Linked DNA regions of Homo sapiens: region 1 is linked to region 2. The links are chromatin contacts, found by Hi-C or POLR2A ChIA-PET in ENCODE. All regions are on one chromosome and are shown on one strand. Each heading gives the region's core, a stretch centred on a gene start or an enhancer-like site at or near the end of the contact. The rest is flanking DNA. Distances are from core to core; before and after follow the strand shown.

Evidence for each region. Hi-C counts contacts between places; a loop is a spot of excess contacts on that map. ChIA-PET counts read pairs that join two places held with the same protein, here RNA polymerase II (POLR2A). Pooled maps may share reads with other maps.
Region 1: a loop to region 2 is called in a pooled map, with 4 times the contacts of the local background. The contact joins two enhancer-like sites. A Hi-C loop is called at or near these places in 2 of 37 single-sample maps with no recorded cell type and 9 of 50 pooled maps. POLR2A ChIA-PET finds 5 or more read pairs at or near these places in 1 of 52 experiments (CD8-positive, alpha-beta memory T cell).

Annotation. Positions count from the first base shown.
Region 1 is chr10:101,012,366-101,017,384 of GRCh38, reverse strand. It overlaps PDZD7 (PDZ domain containing 7), which reads left to right. Exons shown (of 17, transcript NM_001195263.2): 10 at 958-1,008; 11 at 1,574-1,749. Among named protein-coding and RNA genes, the nearest start is that of LZTS2, 15 kb to the right of the region's middle. RefSeq lists enhancers at 3,094-3,143, 4,112-4,241. Within about 2 kb of position 3,769, at least 22 of the 41 ENCODE cell types and tissues checked have a DNase peak (open chromatin) inside an H3K27ac peak, as active enhancers do.
Region 2 is chr10:100,825,463-100,830,740 of GRCh38, reverse strand. PAX2 (paired box 2) reads right to left here. Exons shown (of 10, transcript NM_000278.5): 9 at 3,646-3,732; 10 at 797-3,198. The coding sequence ends at 3,122. Among named protein-coding and RNA genes, the nearest start is that of PAX2, 83 kb to the right of the region's middle. Within about 2 kb of position 3,604, at least 3 of the 41 ENCODE cell types and tissues checked have a DNase peak (open chromatin) inside an H3K27ac peak, as active enhancers do.

The DNA of each region.
Region 1 (5,019 bases), core at 2,520-5,019, 190 kb before region 2:
AATAAAGCACGTCTTGGCTCAGCTGCTGATTTAAGCTGGGTCTAAACATCTGAGCAACATCATCAGACATCTGTCCCCCTCCATCTCTCCCATGAGTTGACTTCGCTATTGTGGGGCTTTGCCCACCTGGGGGTAAGATGACCTCTATTGCATAGCAACCCCAGGGGAAAGTGCTTCTCCTTAAATAGTTCCAGCTGAAGTCCCAGGGTAGGCTCTCCCTGGCCCAGCTGAGATCCTGTGCCATGCAGAATAAATCGCTGTGATGTGGGAGGGAAAGTGCTTTTGTTGGCCAGCCTGGGTCATGTACCCACCCTGGAGTACACGGGCTAAGAACAGAGTGGGGTGGGTCCCCAGGGGAAAATCAGGGTGCTGTTTTCAGAAGAGGGGGGTGGATGTCGGATCAACAAAACAACCAGAGGATGAGGAGCTGGACCCTGCTTTGCCCTGGGGTGGGATGTTCTGGGGTCTCAAGGTGATTGTACCATGGGAGAGACAATCCCTTCCAATTACGGCTGCCTGGCCCCTCTCCGTCAGTGCATCTCTCTTCCCACAGTTCCCAAGTCCCTGCCCTCTGCTGGTTCTCCTCCCACCTCTCTGGCCACTCCTCTATCTCCTTCCAAGGCTCCTCTTTTTCCCTCTGTCCCCTGAAGGTAGGTACTTCTCCAAGCTCTGTCCCTGAGGTTCTTCCCTCCATACATTTGCTTCCAAGTGAATTTGCATAAGCAGTGCTCAGACTGCACCCTGTTTTGATCCAAAACCGTCCTGACTCCCCATTGCCTATGAAGGAAGTCCATAGCCTGAGCATTGCCTTCAAGCCCCTCAGGGCCAGGCCTCTTGCCTCCCTATCCCACCTACTTCCAGTCTGAATTCTCCATTCCAGCTTGTCCTGAGCCCTCCTGAACCCCATTTTCAGACTGGGGGCCAAGGCCTGCAGCTGAGCCTCTTTCTTCTTCATAGCAGGGGGCGTGGGCCCGGTACAGAAGTTTGTCACCTGGAGACTGAGACGTGGTAATTCATGCATCCCTTTACCAAGGCCTAGTTTACAGTAGAGCGGCAGATGAGGGTGCATACTGGGGGCCAGCTGAGTGGCTCTGGACTAAATTCAGTCAGGGTCAAGCATGGGGGATCAGGCAGCTAGAATGGTATGTATTGGGGGCAGCTAAAAGAATTGGACTAAGCTGACTAGGAAAGATAGGGTGGCAGACAGATATTGGGATGCATTTTAGGAGCTTGTGTTGGGACTCCCAAAGATATATTTGGGGGTGATGAGGGAGCCTGTGCTGGGCCTCCACTGGGCAACAGACTACTATGACAGTGCATGTTCAGGGGGCCCTGGGGGCACTGGGCTAAGACCCCATTAAGAAACAGACTGGTATAGGGGTCCATGTTGGGGCTGAGGGCTGGGGTTTGTGCTGCATTGGTGGGCAGGTTGCTGTGGGCTACCATGGTGGGGAGCATATAGGCTAGGCTAGGATTCTGCCCCAGGTACCTGGGCTCTCAGCTGGCCAATTCTGGGGCCCAGCCCTGCTGAGGGAAGCCCCTCTCCCCTCCCCTGATGGTTCCTGCCCTGCAGACCAGGAGAGGGGCCGGGCCCTGCTGTCTGCCAGGTCTGGGAGTCCCTCCAGCCAGCTGCCTAATGTGGATGAGCAGGTTCAGGCCTGGGAGAGCCGGCGGCCCCTCATTCAGGACCTGGCCCAGAGGCTGCTGACTGATGACGAGGTGCTGGCTGTCACCCGCCACTGCTCCCGGGTAAGCCTTCATCCCATCCGCAGCCCTGGCACACGGTCCTTCAGTCACCCAGCCCATCATTCATTCAGGCCACTGTCCACTGACCAGTGTCTGGGCTTGACACCAGGAGGCTAGTGGTCAGTAAAATCAGAAGTCACTCCTGTCACACACACACACACACACACACACACATCTGCCAGCTCACAGGAAGAAGAGCTAGAAAATCACTAGAACCTAAACGCCCATGGTGATGAGTCACATGAAGAGCTGAAGAAAAAGAACATGAGACGGTAACCCAGGAGACACACATTAGATGGTGTGGGCTGGGAGGCCCTCCTAGAGGAGGTGATATTTAAGCTGAGAAGAGAAGGAGCGGACAGGTGCCACGTGGGGAAAGTGAGTCCCTGCAGTCGCCTGCCTCTGCCCTCTGCAAGCCTCCATCCTTCACTGCATGCCACCCTCTGCTCCTAGGTCAGCCAGTAAGCCTGGCTTCATGCCAGGTCCTCTCCCCTGTTGCCCAAGTAAGTAATCCTTTGCCTCCCCCAACACCTAAACTGTCGTTCTCTGTTCTCTTCCACTTCAAAAAGAACCAGAGCGCCCCAGGGTGGAGAGAGAGTCAGATTTGAAGGAGTCTCTGGGGCCCACCTGTTGGGGAGGCTGTGGGGCACAGGTCACTCACTCCAGGACTGGCAGGTCCTCTCCTGTCCCTGTCTCAGGAAGGCCTGTGTGTGTACACTGGGCTCTTTGTGAGGAGTCTGCACACTGTGTGTGAGGGCGAGCTGGGGGGTCTTGAAAAATTGTTTGTGGATTCCCTCACCCTTCATCTTACTCAAAGTGGGGCTGTGTTGTATGTCTGTGTGGTGTGTGCACTGGCGTGTCTGTGGGGTACCTGGTTTGTACTGATATGACTGCATGATTGTGTGTGTGTGTGTGCATGTGAGCAAGCACGTGTCTGGCTAGCGTGTGTGTGTGTGTGTGTGTGTGTCCATGCATTGTCACCTGGAGACTGAGACATGGTCATTTATGCATCCTGTTATCAAGGCCCGGTTTGCAGCAGAGCTGCAGATAGGGGTGTGTGCTGGGGGAAGCTAAGGGGCTTTGGGCTAAACTCAGAAAGTGTCACCCTTAGCTCCCAGCGCTAAGTAGGGCAGCGTGTACCAGCCTCCAGTGGGCCGGCAATGCAGGCTTTGGCCACGAGGTGGGGCTCTGGGTCTGTCTCTTTGGAGGCTCCTTTTCCCTCATCCCTCCCTTCTCCTCTGCCCAAACCTCCCACTTGTGCCCCCATACCACCTGCCGAGCTCAACCACCACCCAAACCTGACCCAAGCCCCCCACACCAAGAGATCAGACCCTCTGCGATGGAGCCCTGGCTGGAGTGATGAGTAAAGTTCTCCTAGTGACTGGGGCATGTAGCCCTGAACTCCAGGCTTCCCTTCTCTCCCCATGTGAGCCATCTCTCTACAGCTGCCAGACCAGGAATCAGAAACCCCTGTCTGGTTGGCCAGGCACGGTGGCTCACGCCTGTAATCCCAGCACTTTGGGTGGCCGAGGTGAGCGGATCACCTGTAGTCAGGAGTTCGAGACCAGCCTGTCCAACATGGTGAAACCCCATCTCTACTAAAAATACAAAAAAAAAAAAAAATAGCTGGGCATGGTGGTGGGCGCCTGTAATCCCAGCTACTCGGTAGGCTGAGGCAGGAGAATCGCTTGAACCCTGGAGGTGGAGGTTGCAGTGAGCCAAGATCGTGCCATTGCACTCCAACCTGAGAACAAGAGCGAAAATCCATCTCAAAAAAAAAAAAAAAAGAAAGAAAAGAAACCCCTGTCTGATCGCTGTACACTCCCCAGGCCACCTGGTGACCCATTGTCTTTGGCAGAGGTGACCCATTGTCTTTGGCTCTCACATTCGAGGTCCTCCCAGATTCAACTCCCTAACCCACCAACCTCCACTTTCCCACGGCCGCCGCATAGGTTTATACAGGTTACAACCTGCACAACCTCAGAGACGCTACTCATATAGTCACAGCCTGTGCAGCAGCCCTGCAGGGAGGCTCTTCATGGACCCCATGGCCACGTTTAAACCACTATCTACTCGTTTTTCCACACCACCTTTGCAACACTTTCTTCCCAACTTTTGTGCTGTTCCCTACGTCTATCTTCTAAGAGTCAGTCAAAATACCACCACCTCCATGAAGCCCACTGGGATCTTCCCACCTTCCTCTGAGACTCCCTGTGCCCCATTGCCCATGGTTTGTAGTTCACCAGGGTATGTGACTCATCTTCCCCTCGCTCCCACTAGACCCAGTTCCTGAAGATCTGAGACAGGATCATTGTGCCCCTGCTGGCCAGTACAGGGCCTGGCACTTAGTAGGTACCGAATCCAAGTCCATGGACTTAAAGCGTGTGCACATATGAGGCTGGTTCTGCACCACATGTGTCTCTCCAGACAAAAGGGAATGTATTATTGATATGTGTATGTGTGAGTCGCTGTAACTGTGTGTGGTTTGGGGCCACACACATCATTTGTATTGTATTTATTTCCAGATATTTATGAATGACTCACTCTGACCACCAAGGCATGCTCTGTCTCTGTGCCTGTGCCCATAGAAAGTGTTCTATGCGTGCGTGTCCCTGACTCAGTCTCCCTCTTGCCACGAGGGGGCGATGTGCTGTCCAAATGGGATGGCTCCCAGTGTTCAGGTCTTCAGAGTCAGTGGGGTGTGGCTGGTGGCATCCGGGCAGTGCCAGGCAGAAGGGGCTCCACCCCGCCCCCCTCCAAGGGAACTGATTGGAGAGGCCCTTCCCCAAGGCTCCTATTCTAGCCCCGAACAAAGCCTAATTTGTAGGTCTGTGTGCAGACATATGCTGGGACAGCCAGGCACACAGCCTAGAGTTTGGCTCAAATTCCTTCCTTCTGCCTGGGATGTGGGGGTGGGGAGGAGAGTCCACTCCCTGCACATCCTTTTCCGGCACCAGAGCAGGCAAGAGTTAGACTTCCCGGGTTCCAGTCCCTCTTCACACTTCCTTATCTGTGTGGCTTTGAGTGAAGTCCTTCTCTCTGAGCCTGTTTCCGCATCTGTAAAACGGGAATAATTAATGCCATTTCTCAGGGTGGTTGCTGAGAGACAGTATGTAAAAGGCTTAGAAAAGTGTCTGTCCCAAAGCTGTTATCGATGCTGTTGCCATTTATTGCAGGTCTGTTATTACTGCAGGCTTCCACCCTGTCACCAAGATCAGACCACCCTGTGGCAGCTGGGGGTGGAGTGAACCTTTCCCAAGGCACGCAGGGCTG
Region 2 (5,278 bases), core at 2,355-4,854:
AAAAAACAATTCTCCTACTACCACACCCCCAGACCCATCCAGGGACATACAGACGAACACATAGATGAACAGAAAGCCATACCTATGCAGGAACCCGCCGACCGCCCCGCGACAGACATAGGCGCCTGCGCGCCCTCTCCGGGACACACCCAGACCACAGCACAAGGCGCACCAATTTCAGCCGCTGCTTGCTGGGGCTGGGGCTCCGCAAGACACTGGAGGCGCGTGAAGTCCCATGAACCAGCTCCTAGGGCCTCTGCGGGGCATTCTTCGGGCCCAGAAGTAAACGCAGAGCGAGGAAACTTGCGGCAAGCGTCTGCGGTCTTCGCGTTTCATTGCAGACTTCGGGGATAAAATTGCTGCTGCGCCCACGCGCAACTGCACTGGATAGGGAACGGAGGGAGGAGATAGGACAGACGACCACCCCTCCACCCACGTGGAGAAGGCCTCAGACTTCGGGTTCTGAGAGCCAGCACCCTAAATCTGGGTGCGGGTGTACTGGTAGGACCACAGAGTTGGCCTAGTATAGGCGCCTAACTAGGAGTTATTCTGAAGTTTCGGAGAGTAAGAACTTCCTGTCCCCAGGGCCGGGGTGCGTGGGGGAGGGTGGCTACTAAAGGGCAGGCTAGTCTCGGCCTTCGCCGTGGTTCAGCTGCCGCCAAGGGGGTCTCGGCAAAGGAGTTGGAGGTGGCAGCGGGAGTGTAGTTGGGAGGATCATTGAAGGGGCTTTTGGGGATCGACCAATGGAGGGGAGGCCCATCTCAGAGACAGGGAGAGACAAACTTGGAGCCATGGGGAGTGACATACAAAATTTTATTCTTTATTTATTATTATTATTTATTTCTTATGTGCACAAAAGAAAAAGAATCAAAACGAACCGACGCACTGAAAGTGGCCGAGGAGACCAGAACCGTCCGGGGACATTTAGCAGGTTAGGCCTGGGCCTGGGTCCGGGGTCTCTGCCCGGCCAGCCCCACAGGACTGGGATGGGCCGGACCTCGGCGCCCTCGCCGCCCTCGCCGCCCCGTTCGGGCCACTGGAGCCTGGCTGGGCGCCGGGTTCCCTTAAACGATTCTCTTTTCTCTTTTTCCTTCTCAAATAAAAAGGGCTCGCAGGGGAGAGAGATCTGGGCGAGGACTCCAAGCCTTTTCGGATTTGTTCAAGGATTTTTATTTATTTTCACTTTATTGACTTTGTTTCTGTTATTTCGAGTCGTCACGATCCACGGGTGAGGAGACATGCAGGGCGCATCGCCACTACCGAAAGAGCAACTACGGGGCGGGACGGGGCGGCCCGGCCTTCGGCCGCCCGGGGCGCGCGGGGCACGCCCGCGAGGGGGCGAGCCCGGGGGCTGGAGCTGCCACCTCGGATCTAGCCTGCGGAGACAGGGCGGCCGGGCCAGGTCTGGGGAGAGAGGCCGAGGAAAGAGCAGAGACAGACAGACAAGAGCGACAGAGACGGAGAGAGACAGAGACAGAGGGGGAGAGAAGCGGAGAGGAGAGAGGGGCAGAGGGAGAGAGGGGCAGGGAGGAAAAAGCGAAAACACGGAATTACAGAGAAAGAGCCAACAAAACAGGCCAGAGGAGTCCACAGGACCATGTTCGTCATTTTGCATAGAGATTTCTTTTCTTTCGTAATTTTTTTTTGTAACATAAAAAATGCCCCCCTCCCCCAGGACGTGCTGTGCTTTAATGGGCGTGTAGCTGTGTCCCCCCCTTCCCCCCCAGCGAGCGGCGACTCTCACAGCACAGACAGCGGGGCGTATCTACAGGCAGGGCCGGCGGGCGACAGGGACTCTACGGGGCCGGGCGGGGCGGGGCGGAGGGGGAGGGGTTATGTACACCGGGTTTCGCCTTCACACGACACACACCGTCTTTCCACAAAGCAGCAGCCTGGTGGGCTTTTGTGTTGTTTTGTTCCTTTTTGCAAAGACCATCATATTAAATAAATGTAGACTTTTTGTGGTTCTGTTCAGTTCCTGCCGGAGGAGGAGGCTGGGAGGGGATGGGAGGAGTGGAGTGGGCAGCCCCCCACTTCCACCCCGCAGCAGCTCAGACGCCAGCTCAGAACCGGTTCTTACCACCGGCAGATTGAGAGTCTGTGTCGGGGGAGGGGGCATCAAGTAACTGCTGGAGGAAGACCCCAGTCCGCAGTCTATGGAAACTGGTCCTGCGGCGGTCCCGGGAGAGCGTCCGATGGGGCTGCGAGTCAGGGAGGAGGATGCAGGGCGTCAAGGGACAGGCGAAGGACTGGCAGGAGGGGAAACTGGGAGGCCAGCAGGTGGAAGAGACGCTGAGGTAGGGGCAAGGCAGGGCTGAGAGCCGGGTCTCGCAGCAGGAGGTGCCGGGCCCTGGGGAACTAGGCAGGCCAGGAGGAGCAGTGAAGAGCCGAGAGTCCGGCTCGATCGGTGCGGGCTGCTGGGCCCCCCGATCCTTGGGTCCCAACCTTGGAAAGACCTGACGCCCCCAAAGCCCGTTCCTAGAGCCGGACCCCCACACCCCCATTCCATCTTCTGGGACAGGGCACACCCGGAAGGCGAGGGCAGTCCGGCTGGCACTGGGGGAAAAGAATTTTTCCCAGGGATTCGGCAGCGGGCTCTTCCTCCTGCAGAAAGTCGTTTTCTTCTTAATCTCCTTGGCCCAGCCCCTCCAGCGAAGCCTCCTGGCGCCCGAGCGTCCGAGGCGGGTGCCCGGGGCTGGGCCGCGCTGCGGTCCGCGCTGATTGTGTGTCACAGAAACATCCGGCGCGCGCCAGCAGGTCGCGCCCGAGTCCGGCAGGGTGGCTGGCGGGCTTCGGGGCTGGCTTGGTGGAGGCCGGGACGAGCTGGGCCGAATCCCCCTCACGGCGCCGCGCAGTCCAGGCAGGCGGGGAGGGGCGGCAGGCGGGGCTGGGGGCGGCGGGCCCGGGCCTGAGGGTCCCGCCCACGGCTCCACCCGTCCTGTCCGACCTTCGAGGGGGGTGATGTGAAGGGTTGCGGGGGTCGTGGGATGGGGTGAGGCTGGGGCGGTGGCCGGGAGGCATCGCGTCGCGTCGGTCCTCCCTCCCTCCGGGGTGGGGTCAGACGGGGACGATGTGGAGGCCGAAGCTGTCGGCCTGAAGCTTGATGTGGTCCCCGCGGTAACTAGTGGCGGTCATAGGCAGCGGCAGCAGCGGCAGGGGCGGAGCCCCGGGGGGCGGCACTATAATAATAAGGGGAACCTGGAAGTTAACACAGGAGAAGAATGGGCTGGGTGAGAGGACAAACAGGAGAACAAAAAAGGAAAGAAAAGCACAGAAAAGACCTCCCCTGGCTGGGGTCCAGCGGGATCCGGACTGGGAGACCTTGGCTGGGCAGTGGAGCCAGTTGCCCCGGAGAATAGTTGCGTTCACGGGGCATGAGAGGGACCCGATCTGGTGACGCCCGGCTGCGCACCCTCCAGGGGATCCGAGGGCGAGGGCGGCGCAGAGCCTTCGAGCGACCAGGGAGGGCACGGGAGGGCAGGAGGTGCGGGCGTCCTCGAGGGGTCCCCGGGCCTCAGTGCTGCACTAACAAGCCTGTCCCCCTGGCCCGGCCGGGTCCCCAGAGGTCGGGTCGCCGGGAGTGGGACCGTGCCCAGAAGCCGCGCGGCCGCGCTGAGCCGCCGGCCAGCCAGGTGGCGTACTCACTTAGTAAGGCGGGGTTGCTGAATCTCCAAGCCTCGTTGTAGGCCGTGTACTGGGGGTGGCTGTACGGGTTGCCGGAGAACTCGCTCCCTGCGGGAGGGTCGGGGAGTGGGGATCAGACGCCTGCAAGCCAGGGCGGACCCCACGAGTCCGGCCGGTGGCTTCTCCGCCCGCTCCTCCCGCCGGGTCTCAGGCGCAGGTGTCGCGGGCAGGGTAATGGCCGTGGCGGGCGGGCCGGGCGGAGGTGGGGCGATCACCGCGTCCGCGTGGAGAGAGCCCGGGGAGGCGGGAGGCACCGACGCGCTCGCACACCCACGGGCGGGACCTGTGGGCCGGTGCCCGCCCAGGGCTTCCCAGCGGAGGCGCTCGCGGCCACCCACGAAGGGTTTGTATTGGGGCGCGTCCACCCTGTCGCGCTGGGGGCCAGGGCCTTTATAGATGCCACTCCGGTTCTAGGAGGCATGGCCCCTAATGGGTGGAAATGGGAGTGGGGGGCGGTGGCGAAGAAAGGCCTTCGGGACATTTTTCTCCCAGAAAGTCCTAAGAATGGCATCAATGTGCAGTGCCAACACAAGAGGTGGGAGCTCTTTTGGGAGACACCGCCCTCCCGCCTTTCCCTCAAGAGGTTGGATGCGTGGGCTACGCGGCAGGGGATGGAGGCGGCGCAGGTGGACTGCCCGCTGGTCCGCTAGCGGTGAGCGGAGGGCCCGTGGGTTGGGAGCCGTCGTCGGAAGCTACCTCCCTCCCTCTGCGGGAGAAAGGCCAGGCCTCCAGGTTTCCCCCTCGCCCTTTCTCCTGTGTGATGACCCCAGACTGTTTACAGTGATCCCTAACCGCGGGTTAAGTAGAGGAGAAGGGGCCCCTCTCTGAGAGGGAGCTGGGGTGGGGGTGGGGGATGCAGCCACTGGAAAGCCTGTTTATTGACGAGGAGGGAAAGCATGCGTGCAGCAGGATAATGAGCTTCTGAGCTCAACTGTGACCAAGAGGAACTGAGCTATCTCCTTCCCCATCGCTAATGAAACAAGTGTAATTTCCTCATCAGCACTAGATTCTGTTTAACGACTCCCCCCTCGACACCACGAGCTCTCTGCGGCTCCCCTCTTCCCCACCTCCCTGCAGACTCCCTGCCCCCACCTCCCCACTCTTCCCTCACCCCACCTCTTTAAAACCTCCTCCAGCCCCCACCTGCTCACTGCTGGGAGTTTCTCCCTAAAATCTCCTTGCCTCCCAACAAGGCTTCTACTTTCCTTCCCCTAAATCTGGGCAGGAATCCCTTTACCCACACCTCTAACTCCCTTCAGCCCCTAGTCCATAAGACCCAGCAGCAATCTCCCTCTTTGCCGCTGCCCCTACCCCAAGCTCTGCTTACCCAGGGTTATACCTAAATGTCCCTGGATGGATGGGGCCAACCACTCTCTTCTATCCTCCCCATTCCCCATACCAATGAGAGTTGAACTTCAGGGAAAGGCCACATAGAGGGCGGCCAGAGGGAGTGAGTTGCTGGCTGAGTGAGTCTAACCCTCCTTAAGACAAGAGTGTTTTGGTGTTTGTGCACATAGGAACTTCAACTCTCTTTGGCTTCAAGACCCTGCTCCCAATCTGGGGTTAGGGGTTAGGTATAGTACAACCTCCAGCT